Regions from separate parts of the Homo sapiens genome. Here region 1 is linked to region 2. A link is a loop called in an ENCODE intact Hi-C map of the cell type or tissue named here. Cell type or tissue: lower leg skin. All regions are shown on one strand. Links, peaks and the distances in the headings refer to the core of each region. The heading gives the core; the rest is flanking DNA. Region 1 overlaps BFSP1 (beaded filament structural protein 1). Region 2 has its middle 64 kb from the start of SNORD17.

Evidence for each region. Hi-C counts contacts between places; a loop is a spot of excess contacts. Peaks named below come from ENCODE experiments on the same cell type or tissue, not always from the same donor. Only the 100,000 strongest peaks of a DNase experiment are listed, where the experiment ranks them.
Region 1: a loop joins it to region 2, with 4 times the contacts of the local background. A loop is called at or near these places in 75 of 110 quality-filtered maps.

The regions. Positions count from the first base shown.
Region 1 is chr20:17,504,224-17,513,434 of GRCh38, forward strand. It overlaps BFSP1 (beaded filament structural protein 1), which reads right to left. Exons shown (of 8, transcript NM_001195.5): 4 at 7,753-7,845; 5 at 4,666-4,773. Among named protein-coding and RNA genes, the nearest start is that of BFSP1, 23 kb to the right of the region's middle. RefSeq lists an enhancer at 289-812. In lower leg skin, for the core only: a CTCF peak has its summit at 3,361; DNase peaks (open chromatin) are centred at 298, 428, 1,188, 1,608 and 1 weaker place.
Region 2 is chr20:17,893,381-17,903,920 of GRCh38, forward strand. It overlaps the pseudogene RNU6-192P. Among named protein-coding and RNA genes, the nearest start is that of SNORD17, 64 kb to the right of the region's middle. RefSeq lists enhancers at 2,130-2,806, 2,461-2,600. In lower leg skin, for the core only: CTCF peaks have their summits at 3,648 and 5,327 (motif pointing left); DNase peaks (open chromatin) are centred at 2,387 and 5,312.

The sequences.
Region 1 (9,211 bases), core at 1-8,000, 390 kb before region 2:
ATGCTCTACGGGATTCTGCTGAGTCCAGTGAAGTGATGACTTGGTTTATAAAAGTGGACTGATGTCTATACCGATGTGGTTTTTACAGCTCCATAATTTAAACCTTTCATCAGAAGGAAGAGTGTTCAGGAAAACCAGTAAGAGCTCCTGTCTCAGGAGCTCAACAGGAATGGAGATGCCTGTGACGAGAGCCACTGTGGCACGGCGTCCACTGCCACCCAGCACCAGCCTGGCCGAGGAGAATGAGACACGGACCCTCCTCTAGAAGGCCGCAGTCCAGCAGGGGAGGCACGCCCAGGGCATCTCAGAGGAAGAAAGGGGCTTCCAGGAGGAGGCAGGACCGGTCCTGGGAACCGAGGAAGGAAAGGGACTTCCAGAAAGGAGAGAAGGAATGAGCAAAGGGGAGGTCCCAGAAACTGCAGGAGGGGTCAGGAGACGAAGAGAAGAGAGGTTGGCCCAGGGTTCCTCCAACGGTGGGGCCATGTGGCAACCTGAACTTTATCCGGAGCCAGGTGACTGCTGTTTCTGCCTGGACCGTTAGATTGCCTGGTTTATATCTGTCTCCCCACTGGGCTGTGAGCCGCTGAGGGCACGACACAGGCAGGAGCCTGACGCGAGCCCCATCTGGAGGGGTGAGCTCTCACCTCAGTCCTTAGGACCCCAGACACCTTTAGGTGTAAGGTTTTTTTTTTGTTTTTGTTTTTGTTTTTGTTTTGTCTTAAAAAAAAAAAAAAGGAAACTCATTACATACTGTCTTACACAAACTAAACCACTAGATGGTGCTAAGTGACTTTAATGAGAAATGAGACATGGGCGGTTCCCACTTTGCAATTTTAAAAAGTGACTTTCTTTACTTCCCTGTCACAGAAACTCTCAGTCCATGCAATTTAGGGAACTAGAATTACCTGTCCTTTCCTCTCCACCTGTCCGAAGTGCTTCCTCCGGGGCTCTTACGGGTATATGTGCACTTATTTGAAGGAGAGGCTTCCAGCTTCCAGCTCCAAGCCCAGGCACTATTCTCCCATCGTCCGCCCAGCGTCTCCCAGACTGAGCCCGCAGAGCCACGTGGAGGGCTTAAACAAGGCGCACCGGCCCGCCCCAGAGCTCCTGGGTCAGTGGTCTGGGGTGCCTGTGAATCTGCATTTCTGACAAGTTCCCAGGTGGTGCCCCCGCTGCTGGGACGGGGACCTCACCCTGACGACCCCTGCTGTGGAGAGTTCGGGAAGCTTCGGACGCCCTAACCATAGGCGGAACCCGCTGCCACGGCCCTGGTGCTAGCAGACGCTCTCTCTCGGCCCGCCCTCCACCGAGTTCCGGCCACAGAGCGGGCCCTGCCCGGCGGTGTGCGGCCACATCTTCCTTCAGCTCTAGCTTAGCTGCTACATTGGGAAGCCACTAAAACCTTTAAAACCAGCAAAAACCCAGCCACAAACATTTGAAATGAGGCCCAAGCCTGGGACACAGGGGGACCAGGTGGAACATTCGCCCACTCCCTGGGACCCGCCCTTACCCTGTGGTTCTCAGTGTGGCTCCTGGACCAGCCGCAGCACCATCACAGGGACACCTAGACATGCAGCATCCCGGGCCACACCCCAGACCCACTGAGTCAGGAGCTCCCGGGCGCACCCAGCCACGTCTGGGTTTTCATCAGAGCTAAGGAGGCAGAATTTTGGCCCCCGTGACCTTTTCCCCTTGGTGCTACACCCTTGAATATGTTACATGGCAAAAAGGGACTTTGCAGATATAATTAAAGTTCTTAATCAGTTACCCTTTTTTAAGGAAAGGAGTTTATTCAAGATTATCCCCTAAAAACAGAAGTCAGAGAAACGTGTAAGTCCAAGTCATTGAGATGAGACGCAGGAAGAGGGTTCAGAGTTCGCTGCCGGCTCCGAACGTGGAGGGGCCTGAAGCCAAGGAGCCTGGGCAGCCCTGACAGCCACTCCTGGCCAGCAGCCGGCAAAGAAACAGGGTCCTCACTCCTGCCAAGAACTTGAATGAGACTGGAAGCAAATTCTCCCCTAACAGCCTCTGGACAAGGGCCCAGGCTGGCCAACATCTTTCTTTCTACCTTTTGAGACCCAGAGCAGAGAAACCGATAGGACCCACCCAGACTTCCCACCTACACAACTGCGATGACACGGGTGCTGGTGGTGACTCATCAAGGCAGCAACAGAAAATGGACACAGCCGTGTTTCATCAGCTACATGCTATAGCTTGTTACTGAGTGAGTATAAGCACATCTGTCATTTTATTTAAAATGATTCAGTAATATTTTGATAACTGTTTTAATATAATTAGTTTCTTTTTTTTTTTTTTTGGAAACGGGGTCTCATTCTGTTGCCCAGGCTGGAGTGCAGTGGCTCAGTCTCAGCTCACTGCAGCCTCAACCTCTCCAGGCTCAGGCAGTCCTCCCATGTCAGCTTCCTAAGTAGCTGGAACCACAGGCACGCACCACCACGCCCAGCTAATTTTTGTATTTTTTGTAGAGGTGGGGTTTCGTCATGTGGCCCAGGCTGGTCTCAAATTCCTGGACTCGAGCAGTCCACTCACCTTGCCCTCCCAAAGTGCTGGCATTACAGGCGTGAGCCACCACACCCAGCCTGGTTTCCTTTAAATTATCTGTATTTTATTTTATGCCTTTACCATCATTTTTCTGAGAAGCGGTCTCCATCAGAATGCCACGGGTGGGAGTGGAGGAGGCAGCACAGAAGAGATGTTTGAGACCCTGCTTTAGAGACGAGGGCAGCAGGGAAAAGCCAGGAAGTCCTCCTGCAGCCACTCAGGACAGAAACAGGCGGCCAACCAGCGGTTTCATTTCATGTTCTCAGAAACCAGGTTAATCTGTTGTGAAATTTCTTATTTTGATATTCAACAAATACCTGTACATAAAGAGAGGAACATTCTTTTTGTCCTGGAACTGGAATTTGCCATCTAGGCTGGGCTCCTTCATCTTTCTCAGTATCTCTAGGGCAGTGGTTTTCAACTTTATCACCACCGCCCCAGGAAAAACCACATTTCTCATTGCGAGCCATACACATCAGATAGGTAGGTGTGTGTGTGTGTGTGTGTGTGTGTGTGTGTGTATTTCAACATATCCATATGGATATAGAGAGATAAAACAAGGGCTTCACAAAACAAATCCTCCCTTTCACTTGCTGTACACTCTGTTTTTCTTATTATATTTTAGTCTAGCATTTTGTTGACTTCCTTTTACATGCCAGTCAATTCTACTGAGTTCATTTTACATCCAAAAATGAGTTGTCACTAGCCATTTGGAAAACACTGGTCTCTAGGACCACGACTGGGCTTGTATCCACGTCCCTATTCACATACACAGCACACACACATACACATGACACACACACACCACACACACTTCACATACACATCCCACATATATCACACATACCATGTATATCACACACACACACCCCATGTACACAAACACATACAACCCTTATTCTATCCTGTCAGAGCCTCAGAAGAAACCACACAGGCCCCAGTCACCAGGATGAGGCACATGGTCCCTGAGCCAGGGTTTGTCTCACAAGAAGGAGGAGTTTTAAGTGCCTTACTTGGTTCCTCCTGCTGCGATCGTCAGTTCAGGGGACCACCACAGACCCGGGTTTGCTTTCCAGCAGCCCCTGAGAGCTGCTGCACTGTGAGTTTTGTGTGGTGCGTGCTGGGATGGGAATTAGGATGTGAACTCCAAGGTCCCAAAATGAAATCCTGAGCAGACATGGGGGCACTGGAAATCAATAAAAAGCGCTACATCTAGTTGTGGCTTCACATTTTTAGACAGAGTAACACATAACATCCAAATGGTCCAGGCTTTCTGAAGTGTCCGATTTTTACACGTTTTGCTCTCTTGTCCCCATGTGTACTTGTCAAACCAAATGTCAACTTACTTTTTGGTTTGGGAAATGTGGTTAGAGAGCCATACAAAGGTGCAGTATTTTAACCCAAGCGTCCCTGTGGAATGACCTGCTGTAGGGTAATGAGAAAGAGAGAGAACCGGAAGGAACAAAGAAGATGAGCCGGCAAGTAGCCAAGAAGGCACAGGCCACAGGACAGTTTGGGGCTTTTCTGTTTTGTTTTCAAATTAAGCTTCACCCAAAAGGGGTGGGGGTAGAAATGTGAGCTTTCCACCAACACGTTTCTAACTAGAAGCAAACACTGATACAACCACTCTTGCCGGGTTGTAATCAAATTCCGAAGGAGAACTGTTACCATGAGAAGGAAAACAGAAGCACAGATTTGAACAAGTGGAGGATAAAAATCCCTATGGTGTCCGTTTCTTCTTATTCTTACGAAGCTTGACCTGGGCAAAATGAATGCATGATGTAGACACTGGGGCAGCCTAAGCCTAAGACTCGGTGGGGAGGGCATGACTCGAAGGAGTCCCAAGGGGCACCTCTGAGGGGCCAGGAATGAGCGTGGCACCTGTGTCCCCCAGCTCAGGACTCTCCCTGTGTCCTGGAAAACTCCTCAGTCCAGGCCAGAGCAGAGCGCTTGGCCACCCACTCAGAAAACCCCGTTTCTGCCAGGAACATAGGATATGTTCAGCGTGTGACAGCTCCTCAAGCTGCATGCGTGTGCCTGCGCGTAACACCTCCATGAAACATGTGGGAAGCCCCAATGCACACGCGGCAGACTCGAGCGTACCTGTGCCTGCAGCTCCACTCTCTGCGCCTGCAGGTGGGAGAGCACCTCCCGGCCCTCCTCCAGCTGACTCCGCAGGGCGGCCACCTCCCGCTCCGTCAGGAGCTTCTCCTGCACAGAGAAGGCCAGAGTCAGACTCATGGGACATGCAGAGAGGAAAAGGGCAGAGAAGGTGCGGGGCCCTGGTATGGACGGAATATCCGTGTCCCCCTGAATTCTGTGTTGAAGCCCTAACTAACTCCCAAGATGAAGGTTTTAGGAGACCTTTGGAAGGTGTTAGGGTTAGATGAGGTCATGAGGATGGGGGGCCCCATCATGTGATTAGGGTCTTTGTAAGAACAAGAAGAGACACCAGAGCCCCCACCCCCACCCCCTGTCTGTCTGTCACGTGAGACACAGCAAGAAGGCAGCCGTCTTCAAGCCAGAAAGAGAGCCCTCACCAGACACCAATTCTGCTGGCATCTTGATCTTGGACTTCCAGCACCCAGGACAGTGAGAAGTAAATGTCTGCCTGTCGGCCCTCCCATCTGTAGTGTCCTGTTATAGTAGCCTGAGAAGACTAAGCCAGGCCCACAGCACAGCCATCAATGCCTTTTGCTTTGTCTTCAAAGTCTGAACCTCCTTGGGAGTGTGACATGCCGGGACCAAGTACCAGGAGACCAGAGCTTAGACCTGGCTGTGCCATGAACCTACTAAGAGACTCTAGAAAAGGATTTGACTCTCAAAGCCTCTGTTTTCCCTTCTGTGAAAGGGAAAACCTGGAATGCACACTCTCGAAGAAAATGAAGGCTGGTTGGAGCCGCGAGCCATACGCTGTGCTCGGATGTCAGCGCAGCACAAAGCAGGAGCCATCAGCCCCAGTGGGTGAAAGGGAAGTGACGCTCCAGGGAATGGCTAGAAGGAAATCCTCTGACCTCTCCACACTCTGCCAAGCAGGTCCCTCTCTCCTGACCTGCCTTTCCACGTCTATTCAAAAATATTCAAATTGTTTCACAAAGGCCTGACTGCTCAAGAGCCATGCATTCTGACACAGAGCACATTGACTCGAAGCCATGCAAAATCAAACACCAAGTCTACAATGAGGGTTTCTGTGTCCAGAGGCTGCATGGAAGACAGCCTCTGCTTCAAACACCTTACAAAGTGGCTGCAGCAATGACATAGACATACAGGAAAGTGACCGTCTAACTTGATTGTAGAATTGCTAAGCTAAGACTCATAAAGATGTGACACTTTCTCAATCGGTGCTTCTCTATCCTGAGCATGCACACGAGTCCCTGCGGATCTGGCTAAGATGCAGATTCTGCCTCAGTGGGTCTGAGGCTGGACTGGACACTCTGCACGTCTCACAAGCCCAGACGATGCTGATCGATGACATCAAAGTCAGTTTAGTGTCTGTATACTTATGACTTAGAAGGGTCTTATTACATGGGAATAGATGATACAATTCAAAAGGTATGCTCGGATGTAAAACACCTTTGAGTTAGAGTTGGGTTTGAAAAATAAAAGTAACATCTCTGGAAAGGAATCTCTGGGAAAGAAAATTAAGGCTTCAGGAAAAGTTTTTTTAGGCCTTTGTAGCAACATCAGTTACATCCACTAAGGAGAACAGGATCCTGAAATGGTAACTGGTGGGCAATTCAGACAAGACTATCCTCATGAATGCCAAAAAAAGTAACTTTCCTGTCGCTTAGATGATACTTTGCAGGGTTCAAAAGTGTCTTCTAAAGCAAATTTGGGGATTTCTTTAGCTTTGTATAAAATAATTAAGACGAAAAAGTTCAGGCAGCCGGTGACCCCAGCCCATGGGTTCTGCAGCAGTTTGTCTGCATGCTGGTCCTGGGCAGGCCCCACCTCCTGGGAAGCCCATTCATTGACTCGGAGCATGGCCTGAGCACACATCTAGGCAATTTCAAGTGTCACCAGGGTTGAGAGCCACCATCCTAGGTCATCCTTGCAAAAAGACCCAGAACCTTATCTCTTGACCAATCCACCAAACCCTGTAGTAGCCTACCACAACCTCTGAAGAAGGGACACTGTAACATTTTTATTTAATTTGCATCATTTCCAGTGTTTGTGGGGTTTTTTTGCTTCTTGTTTGTTTGTTTGTTTAGAGATGGGGTCTTGCTATGTTGTTCAGGCTGGTATTGAACTCCTAGCCTCAAATGATCCTCCCACCTCAGCCTCCTGAGTAGTTGGGATTACAAGCATGAGCCACCTCACTCAGCACCAGTCTATATATATATATATCATGCTATGCATCACAAAATTCCATAAACCATATTAGGAAAAGCGTTACTATCCCGTTGAGCAGCTAGAGAGTCAAATGAAGAAGGAATTTGGAACATAATATCAGAAGTAATTTTTCATATCCAAATCTTAATTTTTACAAATTGGCTTCAACAATCTCTATCCTTTCCCACTAGTTTCAATGCCACAGGCTCACATAATCATTAGCAGAGCTCCGTCTTGGAAATATATTCACTAATTATCTGAGATTATCTGTATTTGAAATTCATTATCAGATTGATAGGGAGAATAAGGAAACAAACCAATTTTTTAAATGGGCAAGAGGCTTGAGCAGATACTTCCACAAAGAAGCTATCCGGATGGCAGATGAGTGCACAAAAGGATGCTCGGCTTCCTTAGTCATTAGGGGATGCAAATTAAAACCACCACCATTAGAAGAGCAAAGACACACTACAAAGCTGACATACCAAGTGCTGGCAAGGACAGGAAGCCACAGAAACCCTCACGCATTGTGGGTGGAGATGCAACAATGGCACATCGCTTTGGAAAGCAGCTTGGTCATTTCTTATAAAGTATGCAAGGAAGAACAGCTCATAATTCTCAAGAGAAAATACCGAAGAAAATGGTCAAGGATGCGGTTTACATCCTCACATGTCTAAATATTGGCATTTACAGTACAAGTAAAATATCAGAAGAAGAAACTTCAGATGAGAATACAAGGCAGGAGTGGGGAGTGGACCCTGGTGGCCGCCCTCACAGTCCAACCTGTGAGCCCTTCCCTGGGAGTCTCCAGGTACAGCTTCCCTCCAGGGCTGGTTTGCCTTTTCCTGCTTCAATTCTTACCTCCCTCATCCCACTCGTCACAATGGATGCTGGAGGAGTGGTGTGGATGATCTGCTGCAGGATGCTGATATAGGTCTGAACTTCCAGAAGATTCTGTTGGGGGAGGGAAAACATTCTCATTATAAGTTGAGCTGCGCTGGTTTTTCCTTCTAGTACTAGATGAGAACAGGAATGGACACTTCCGCACGCTCCCTCATCACAGACAGGACAGACCATGACCAGGTTCAGGAGGAAGAAGAGACTGATGCATTTGCTGCCATGGGTGGGCCTGCCCACATGTGCACCATGCTCATTCCTGGCACCTCAGTCTCCTTTAATCTTCACAAGAACAACGGGGCCGATGAATAAACTAAGACTTGCCTTATTTCACTGTTTCTCTTCAGTTACATTGGTGCATTGGTCTTCACAAAGCCCTGGGTGGCGGAGGCACAAAAAAAAAAAGAGAAAAAAACCAGCCCTCACCAGACATGGTGGCTCACACCTGTACTCCCAGCACTTTGGGAGGCCAAGGCAGGTGGATTGCTTGAGCCCAGGAGTTGGAGACCAGCCTGGGCAACATAGTAAGATCCCATTTCTACAAAAAATGTTAAAATTAGCTATGTGTTGTGGTGTGCACCTGTGGTCCCAGCTACTTAGGAGGCTGAGGTAGAAGGATCACTTGAACCTGGGGGTGGGTGGAGGCTGCAGTGAGTTGTGATCACCCCACTGTACTCCAGCCTGAGTGATAGAATGAGACACCGTGTCAAAAATAAATAAGTTAAAAGGCCCTGGAGGGCACAAAGGACCCTTTCCAACACCAGCAGTGTTTCAAAGAATGGGCTTTGGTCAATCAGGCCTGGACTAAAAGACTTACTGGCTATGTGTGACCTCAGGCAAGCTATTTAAACCTCCTAAAATGCAAGTTCTTCTGTAAAACAGGGATAACTATCTGTAGGGATGCTGATCCCCTTTACCCGCCAGTGCCCCTGTCCCCAGCTCTGTAATAACAGATGACACAGCCCTCTCCAGAAAGCAGCCCTTGGCCAACAAATGGTCATCTTGTCCAGGAAGCTACCAGGCCCTGCCTCATCCCCAACCCAGGCCAACGACTGACAGCACAGGAGTACAAAAGACCAACTCTCTCAACTCCTTGAGGGACCCAGCTGTGGTGTAATTCACATTCACACTCCAGAGCTTCCTGTGGGATCATGAGAAGGCCACAGCTGGACTCCGGCTGAGGACAAGTCCTTGCTCTGCTCCCTGCCCTGTCCTGCCCTTTTCCTCCCCTTCTCAGAGCCCTCCACTAAGACATCAGTGACAAAAAATCACTACCTAGAGCTCTGCTTAGAGGAAGCCTGACCTGAGCAGTATTTCACAAGGCTGCTCTTGGGATCCAGTGAGATACTACAGGGAAGCCTCACAGTGTGAGCGATCATCATCACCGTCATCATCATCATCATCATCCTAAATGGCCTGGAAG
Region 2 (10,540 bases), core at 1,060-9,059:
GTTTGTAACACAAAGAAAGGATAAATGCTGGCTGGATGCAGTGGCTCATGCCTGTAATCCCAGCACTTTGGGAGGCTGAGGCGGGTGGATCATGAGGTCAGGTGTTCAAGACCAGCCTGGCCAACATAGTGAAACCACATCTCTACTAAAAATACAAAAAAAAAAAAGGGAAATTCAGATACACGTTACAACATGGACGAATCTTGAGGACATTATGCTCAGTGAAATAAGCCAGTCACAGAAGGACACATACTGCATACAAGGTACCTAAAGTGTCAAATTCACAGACAGAAAGTAGAATGTGGTTGCCAGGGCCTGCAGAGAGAGGGAATGGGGAGTTATTTAATGGGTATAGAGTTTCAGTTTTGCAAGATGAAAAGTTCTATTACACAACAAGGTGCAAACAGTTAATACTACTGTACTATACACTTATAAATGGTTCAGATGGTAAATTTTATGCTATGTGTTTTTTTTACTACAATTAAAAATAAAATTGTCTCATCAAGGAGCAAGCACCCTGGGGTTTTCATACAACTCCCATCCCTCGCCCACCAGCTGAGAATCACTCTTGAGGTGTTAACTCCCCACACTCCAAGGGCCATAGAGCATGCCCTGTAGAGAGATACAGGGAGCCACAGGCACACATGGAATGGTCTGAGGTCACCTCCCAGTGCCCGGGAGACATTGGGGCACTGACCACATCTGCCATATCATTTACCTTTGAGTCCTCTGTAAAACAGGAATGATAAATACCTACCTCGATAGACCAGTTGCAAAGGCTACTTTGAACATACGCAGACTTAGACTTAACACAGTGCCTGGCCCACAGTTAAAATGTTATAATCAGGCTGGGTGGTGTGATGGCTCCCACCTGTAATCCTAACACTTTGGGAGGCTGAGGTAGGAGAGTTGCTTGAGCCCAGGAGTTCGAGACCAGCCTGGTCAACATAGCAAGACCCCATCTCTACAAAACTTTTTAAAATTAGCTGGATGTTCATCTGAGATGTGAGGATCTGAAAAAAAAAATTAGTCTGATGGGCTGGCCCACGCCTATAGTCCCAGCTGCTTGGGAGGCTGAAGCAGGAGAATCCCTGGAACCCTGGAGGTTGAGGCTGCAGTGAGCTATGATGGTGCCACTGCATTCCAACCTGGGTGACAGAGTGAGATTCTGTCTCTAAATAAATAAATAATTTAAAAATTAGTGGGGTGGCTGGGTGCAGTGGCTAACACCTGTAATCCCAGCACTTTGGGAGGCCGAGACAGGCGGATCACCTGAGGTCGGGAGTTCAAAACCAGCCTGACCAACATGGAGAAACCCCGTCTTTACTAAAAATATAAAATTAGCCGGGAGTGGTGGCACATGCCTGTAATCCCAGCTACTCGGGAGGCCGAGAGGCAGGAGAATCGCTTGAACCTGGGAGGCAGAGGTTGCAGTAAGCTGAGATCCCGCCATTGCACTCCAGCCTGGGCAACAAGAGCGAAACTCCGTCTCAAAAAAAAAAAAAAAAAATTAGCAGGGCATGGTGGCACACACCTGTAGTCCCAGTTACTTGGGAAGCTGAAGTGGGAGGATCCCCTGAGCCCAGGAGTTCCAGGCTGCAGTGAGCTATGAACAAGCCACTGCACTCACTCCAGCCTGGGCAACACAGCAAGGCTGTCTCTTAAAACAAACAAAAAGACTATAATCATTGTACACATCTGCCTTGTCTATTGGCAGGAACAGCGCCAGGACGGCAGGGGAAGAGCTCCGTTTCCCTCCCTGCTCTGGCTCCCTTTAAAGGTGGCTGCCTCTCAGCCTCCTGGCCCACCCGGCCTTCAGGGCCACAGGCCTCAAGCCAGCTGGACACCTCACACCGGACAGCTCTGCCCTGGGAATCCTGGAACCCCCTGCTAGTAGGCGCCACGACCCAGGTCGAGGAATGCCCTCAGCACAGAGACTGTCCCCTGGGGCAGCTCGCCCTACTGCCTGATAAGGGCGGCTCCTTCGCGGCTCCCAGACTCTGGAGCCTGCGGGCTGGGCTGCAGCCAAACGCAGACACCCCTCTAATGCCGACAGCCTGGCCCCCTTACCCTGTAGCTCTCCGCCCTCAGGATGCATTCTTCCCCAGAAGCTCCCTGCCCACCCCCACCTGGAAGGCCTCCCTCGTCTGAATCAGGGCGCACACAGCTGAGTCTCCAGCGCGGACACCCCGTCACCCCAACACCCTTCTCCTCCCCCCGAACAACCGCTTACGATTTTTAGAAATCAGTAAAATACATGCCCAGCTCCAAACTTTTGGAAGCGCCTCAGAGTTTTGCAGAGCATAGCAGTGGTTCTGGGCTCCCCAGTGCACCCCAGACTTGGCTCCCTCCTGCCCAGCCCACAGCCGCGTCCCGAGAGTGAAGGGGAAGCACAGGCAGCCCTTTCCGCCGCCCCCGCTGGCATGACATCACCTTCCCCACGCCGAGAAGCTGAAGTCTTTCTCATTTTGTTTCATGCTCCAAGCGCAGCTTTAAAAACCTTTCCTGGAGGTGGGGAGGGAAAATACCCAAAATATTAGCCGTGGCTACAGCTGGGTGTAGGATGCAGGGAGTTACTGTTTCCTTCTTTATACGTTTGTATTTTCCACAATGACCACATTCTATTTTTTATTGTCAGGAAAACGAATGAGTGTTTTTTAAGTAAGCAATTTAGAAGCCTATTTGGTTGCCTTCAGCATTTTTCAGGGCCTCAGCTCGTTTCTGGAGCCAGCTTTTCAGCCGCTCTTCTCTCCGTTCTCTCGCTCTCTGAGTGGAGTTCTCTGCCTTCCACCCTTTGCTTCTGTCCTTTGAAAATGTGAGCGAAGCACAGTTGCTTGTGCAAACCACACCAGCCTCCTGAGATCCTCTCGATTTTCCTTCTCACTGGGAATATTTTTCATCAGAATTTATTCTCCCAAACTAAGAAAGGGACCTCATGTCCCCGCTCATCTGATGCACTGAGAACACAGCATCATTTTCCCAGTATTCTTGCCAAGAATACACAACCTGAGGCTTATCATGAGGAAACATCAGGCAGACCCAAACTGAAGGACATTCTACAAGAAAACTGCGTGGACTCTTCAAAAATGTCAAGGTCAGGAAAGACAAAGAAAGCCCAAGGAACTGTCGCCGATTGGAGGAGATTAGAGACAGGGCAACCAACTGCAGCACGTGATCTGGGATATTGTGTTGCTATAAAGGACATTACTGGGACAGTTGGTGACATCTAAATCTGAATACGGTCTGTAGATTAGCTAATTGTATTGAATCAGTGTTCGTTTCCTGACTTAGTCACTGCACTGTGGCTGTGTAGCAGAATGTCCTTTACTTTTTAGGAATTATACACTGAAGCTTTGGGAGATAGAGGGCATCACATCTGCAATTTACTCTCTTATGATTCAGAAAAATATATATATTTGTACACACAGACAGAGAAAACAGTAAGGCAAATGTGGCAAAAATGTTAATATTTGGGGAATCTTGATGAAGAGTTTAAAAAAAAATCCTTTTGTTCTGTTCTTAGAATTTTTCTGTAAGTCCCTTTGCTTCTGACCTCTGGGTTAATGCAGTTGACACAACAGCCTGACTCCTAGGCTGACTGCTGACTAATTCTTTGCTTGATGCTCTTGACCTTGGACTGTGTCCTCCCCCGATTTAGCCCCTGTAGAGACAGTGAGCAGGAAGACTAGTTTGGTGAATAATAAATCCGCTGTCACTGCCACCATCACCACCAACAGGGGCAGAGGGACTTTTGCTGAGCACTCACTATGTAAGTCAATGCTCCCATACCCTGAGTGATGTACACAGTACTTCACTCAGTCCTCACAGTAGTCTTCTGAGGTTGCCATTACAATCCCCAATCTACAGATAAAGAAACTGAGGCTCAGAGAGATGAACTCACTTACCTAACGTCACAGCAGCTATTAAGTGGCAAGGCCAGAATTGACCCACAAATCTCTAGAACCCCACAGTCTTACACTAATCTGCCCTGACACTGGTAAGGAGACTGACTGGCTGTACTCTGTTCTGATATTTTCTCTCCTGATTCTCCTTTGCTGAAATAATAGAAACAAAAATAATTGTACCAGCCATAAAAAAATGAAATCCTGTCATTTTCAACAACATGGATGAACTTGGAGGACATCATATTAAGTGAAATAAGCCAGACACAGAGAGACAAATACTGCATGATCTCACTCATATGTGGAATCTAAAAAAAAAAAAAAAAAAAATTGATCTCATAGAAGAAGAGTCAGAGAGTCCAACAGTGGTTACCAGAGCCTGGGAAGGGCAGGGGAGAGGGGAGGATGGGGAGAGGTCGGTCAACAGGTACAAATTACAATTAGATGGGAGGCATAAATTCTGGGGTTCTGTTACACAGTAGGGTGGCTATGGTTAACAGTAAGATATTGTATATTACAAAATAGCTAGAGGAGAGGCTTTTGAATGTTCTCACCACAAGGGAATGATAAATGCCTAAGGTGATTGACATGCTAACTACCCTAATTTGACCATTATACAATATATGTATTAAAATATCAAACTGCACCCCATACCTATGTACAATGATAATGTGTCAATTAAACTAATTAATTTTAAAAAATTATTATAAAGCTATGCTGCTCCATAGAGTGACCACATGTAGCTGTTTAAATTTAATAAGGCTGGGCATGATGGCTCATGCCTGTTATCCCAGCACTTTGGCAAATCAAAGCAGAGAATTGCCTGAGGCCATGTGTTCAAGACCAATCTGGGCAACACAGTGAGATCCATCCCTAGAAAAAATAATTTTAAAATGAGCTGGGTGTGGTGATGCTTGCCTATAGTCCTAGCTTGACTGGGAGTTTGAGGCTGCAGTGAGCTATGGCATGCCACTGCACTCCAGCCTGGGCAACCAAGCTGAGCTCTGTCTCTAAAAATTAATCAGTTAATTAATTAATTAATTAGAATTAAGTAAAATCTGAAATTCAGTTCCTCAGTCTCACTAGCCACATTTCAACTGCTGATTAGCTCCATGTGGCTTGTGGCTACAATTATTGGACAGAGCAGATTGTAAAACATTTCTAACACGGCAAAAAGTTCTATTGGACAATGCCGTTCCAAAAACTTTTACATGTGTTCATGAAGATACAAAAAATGAAAAATAAACAAAAAAAAATTTACATACCCTTCACTGACCAAGATAATTTTTTATTCAAAGTTAACTTATTTTTAAGATAAAACTTCAAACACAAAATTGACTTCAACACTGTTCTCACTTGTCACACAGAAACCAACTTTTCAGCCGCGGCAGCATCAGGTGTTAGGGAGAGACACCTCCTGGCAGCACATGGAATTACAACCTAGCACAATCAGACACTGGAACCAGCCAGGGACTGGGTTTCAGCAGCCATCGGTGGAATACCAGGAGATTCCCAAGAGTGGGAGAAAAATCCCATACCAAGAAACAATCATGGATAAGGCACCAGGAAGACATACTAGGTTACAAAAGCCCATCCAAGGCCAGGCGCAGTGGCTCACGCCTGTAATCCTAGCACTTTTGGAGGCCAAGGCGAGCAGATCACTTGAGGTCAGGAGTTCGAGACAAAAGCCCATCCACCACCAGACATAAATCTCCTGTGTCACATCCCTCAAGCCATGCATGGCTGCACAGAGATACATAATAATAAGTGTCGGTCATTTGAATAAATAAATGATTGATTGATTAATTCTGATTATTTCAGAACTCTACCATTAAGCATTTTATTGTCTTCTTTAACATTCTTTTTCAGTTGGACACATATTATGAAGGGAATGTAGAGCTGGGATTTACTGCTTCAAACAACTTAGCTGACACAGAAGTGTTCGATGATCAAGGAACGTCTGGACTTTAGCAAAATCATCAAGAACAAGAAAACATCAAGATGAGTTTCTGGTAAAGCATAAAAAGAAGTTCCTGGCTAGGCACGGTGGCTCACGCCTGTAATCTCAGAACTTTGAGAGACCAAGGAGGACAGATCACTTGAGTCCAGGAGTTTGAGACCAGCCTGACCAACATGGTGAAACCCCGTCTCTACTAAAAATACAAAAAGTAGCCAGGCATGGTGGTGTACATCTGTGATCTCAGCTACTCAAGAGGCTGAGGCACGAGAATCGCTTGAACCTGGGATGCAGAGGTTGCAGTGAGCTGAGATCATCCCACTGCACTCCAGCCTGGGCAACAGAGTGAGACTCTGTCACAAAAAAAAGAAAGAAAGAAAGATGTTCCCATTTTTTTTTCCTTTGGCCCAAGATGGTGGAAATGAAAGATGGCTTACTGGATTGGGAAATGGATTGGACCCTAAATCATTCTTTATCCACTCGTTCCACAGATACTGATTGGGCCTCTTGGTAGCCAGGCGGCGGGATGATGAGTAGTGCTGGAGGCCACTTAGCTGAGTTGTGCACACAAAATAACACAATGCACAAAAGGTTTATCTTCAGGAACTCATCCCGGGTAGAACAAGTGCTCAGCAGAGATCTGGGCTGGTGAAGGCAGCTTGCGGTCCCTGACTCTTCTGAGAACCTGGGGATCCAGGTTCAGGGAGACCAACGCTATTGGATACAAATCTTGAATTTAAAGAAATTGGGATGTAAATAATGATGCAATCCCCGAGGCTCATGGAGTACCCCAGTGACAGGAGAGGTTTTCCATGGGATTCAAGCAGGCTAATCAGCAAGACAATCTGGGCTGTCTCAGTGAGCCGTGGCCTGAGGCTACTTGTGGGCCACCTGTCCAGAATTGGAGGGGTCCCAGGGTCTGATGTAGCTTCAGAGAGATGGAATAGTAAAGAGGATCATGCATTGCAAAGTCCACAACAGCCCCCCAAAACAAGGACAGTCCCCTTATTTGATGAACTTTTGTTGGGTTCCTGTCTTGTGCCGAGCTGTGTGCTAGGTTCTGGGGAGACAGAGACCAATAAGCTTCAGAGACCTGAGAAGTAGGGTCCTTCTCTTCTTCATCACTTTCTTCACAAACCCACTTCAGTTTCCTCTTAACTCCTGGCATGAGTAAGGTGCTATTTCATAACCCTTTTATCTTTATTAAAGGTGTCAGGTATCCAATAGGAAAAAAAATGCACAAATGAATTTAAAAGGCATTCACACAAAAGGATATCAAAATGGCCAGTAAGTTCATAAAAAGATGCTCAACATCAGCCAGGCGCGGTGGCTCATGCCTGTAATTCCAGAACTTTGGGAGGTCGAGATGAGTGGATCCCTTGAGGTCAGGAGCTTGAGACCAGCCTGGCCAACATGGTGAAACCCTGTCTCTACTAAAAACACAAAAAATTAGCCAGATGTGGTAGCACATGCCTGTAATCTCAGGTACTTGGGAGACTGAGGCAGGAGAATCATTTGAACCCAGGAGGCGAAGGATGCAGTGAGCCGAGATTGCGCCAGCACACTCCAGCCTGGGCAACAGAGCGAGACTCCGTCTCAAAAAAAAAAAAAAGATGCTCAACCTCAATGGTTACAGGGAAATGCAAATTAGACCCACAATATGCTGTGACTATACACTCCCTAGAATGGCTAAAATTAAATTTCTGAAAATATCAAGCATTGGTGAGGATGTGGAGGAAGTGAACTCTTACATGCTGCTGGTGGAAGTATAAACCAGTACAAGCACTTTGGAGAACCATTTGGCAGTTTCTTCTAAAATTAAACATACACTCACCATGTGACCAAGCAGTTCCACTCCTGGGTATATACCCTGAAAGAAATGAGTGCGTACACACACCAAAAAACATGTACAAAAATACACATTGCTGCTAAATCGATAACAGCCAAAAACTAAATACAACTCAAATGCCCATCAATAGAAGAATAGATAAATACATTGTGGTGTACAGCACAGCAAGAAAAATGAATGGGTTGCTCTTACGTGAAATATGAATGAATCTCAAAAACACAATATTGATCACAAGATATCAAATAAGCCAGGCACAGTGTGGCTCACACCTGTAATCCCAGAACCTTGAGAGGCTGAGGCCAGAGGATCCCTTGAGTCTAGGAACTTAAGACCAGCCTGGGCAACATAGGGTGACCCCATCTCTACAAAAAAATTTTTTAAAAATTAGCTGGGTGTGGTAGTGTGCACCTGTAGTCCCAGTTCCTCGGGAGGCTGGAGCGGGGGCACCGCTTGAGCCCAGGAGTTCAAGGCTGCATTGAGCTATGGTCACACCACTGCACTCCAGCCTGAGTCACAGAGGACTAAGACCCCTTTTTAAAAAATAAAAATAAAAAATAAAAAAATAAAAGGCAAAACTTATCTACATATGATGAGAGAGGTCAGAATAGTGTCTACTTGTTTAGGGCAGTGGGAGATGGGGATTGAGTGAGAAAGGGCCTGAAGGAACTTACTAGAATGATGGAAATGTTCTCTATCCTGATCTTGGTGGTTGTTACATGAGTGTATACATAGGTAAAAATTCATTGAGCATCCACTTAAGATTTGTGTATTTTACTATATGCAAATTATGCATCAATAAAAGAGCAAAAACAATCAAAACTCTTAGGTGACCACACCTGATATAAGCATGGCTGATACATTAAAAAGCTTGCATATATTACAATGAATACCATCATTTGGGAATTTAATATAATTTTGTAACAGCCTCAGAAACAGTCATATTCCAGAGGCCCTTGGCAACAGCTTTGTTGCTTACAGCTCACCAGCACCAAAAGGGACCCGTCGCTTTCCAACCAAGGGGGCTGTGGCCCTGCCCAGAACTCTCAAGGGATCCACCTTTCTGGGTCGAACTCTCACAGCTCCCAGAGTACCTGGGGCCAAGCACGTGAGCTGCCAGCAGGCCTTAGCACCCTGGGATGCCAGACCTGCTCAAACTTGGAGAGGGTCCTACAGGTCCTTGGAGGAAAATTACAAGCCCCAAGTACACTGGACACACAGAGTTTGCCTGTGATGAAAACTTAGATGAAGGAAGAAGCCCTTTAGGAGGGTCTTTCTTGTCTTCTGCAGATGTGCGGCTCTAGCCGTGCTGCAACGCAGACCATGGACCAGGAGCTCCCAACCTCAGCTGCACAGCACAGGGGAGCATTGGAACATGGGATGCCCGGACCGTCTGACCCACACCAACTGAATCAGAATCTTTAATATGGTGTTTCTCAGAGGGCCCCCTGGAGCCACAGCAACATTGTCACCTGGGAACCTGTTAGAAATGCACATTCTCAGGCCCCACTTCAGACCCACTGAATTCTGTGGCCAGCCCCAGCAATCTTTGTTCTGACTGTTCTCACAGTCCCTGCCAGGGGTTCTGATGCATGTGGAAGTGTGGGACCTAATTAGAAACTGCATTTCTAGCAAGTTTCCAGGCGGTGCAGATGTGGCTGCTCTGGGGACTACACTCTGAAAACCACCAGAGTCTAACTGTCTAATGGGTAGAGCCAAGCTCTGGGAGAGAGTGGGGGAAATTAAAAGCTACCCAGGTGAGTGGCTCTGATGCAGGTGAGAGTAATTAGCATTGCCATAGCCTCTCATCGTCTCATCTGACAAGAGGTACACAGCTGGAGAGGGAGCTCACACAGGTGAGGGCGTTACAGGAGAAGAAATACCATCTCCTCAATTTGACCTGTCTGTGGTCTCTTCATTTCTATAACACTGCAATTTGGGGTTCCTGGTACGGCAGAATTTAGGTTCTAGGTGCCTAGCCCTGAGAATTTGTTCTGGCAATATTGAAGCTGGAGACGTTTTTGTTAGAACACTTTGCATAAAAGCCTTTATGGGGAAGGGGACCTGATTTTACCTTAAAAAGCTAATTTTTGGCCCAAGATAGATGAGACTTAGAAGGGGAGAGGAAGTAAAGGAGGAGTAAAGAGAATGAAAAGAAGAGATGATGTGCAGGGCTGGGGAGGAGAGAGCAAATGGGGAGGAAGAGAAAGAACTGTGAGAGAAGGACTGAAAGATCGTCTCTCCTTTCCAAGGAGCGTCCGCCCTCTCTCTTTTTTTAAAATTGAGCACTGAGAAGGGATTTATGCAAGACTGGGTGCAAGAGCTGGGCAAGCTGATATGCAAAGCAGGAAAGCAAAGGATTGAAAGGAGTCAAAGTGCTGTCTTTGGCAGCACATGTATAAAATTGGAATGAAGGCCGGGCACCGTGGCTCACGTCTGTAATCCCAGCACTTTGGGAGGCTGAAGTGGGCGGATCACTTGAGGCCAGGAGTTCGAGACCAGTCTGGCCAACATGATGAAACCCGTTTCTACTAAAACTATGAAAACTAGCCGGGCGTGGTGGTGCATGCCTGTAATTCCAGCTACTCGGGAGGCTGAAGCAGGAACTCAGGAGGCACAGGTTTCAATGAGCCGAGATCACGCCACTGTACTCCAGCCTGGGTAACAGAGTGACACTCTGTCTCTAAATAAATAAATAAAACTGGAACAATACAGAGAAGATTAGCATGGCCCCTGCAAGGATGACACACGAATTCATGAAAAGTTCCATATCAATAAAAATTATTTTAAAATTTTTTTAAAAGAATGAGTTAAAGGAGACCCCAAAGGAGTGAG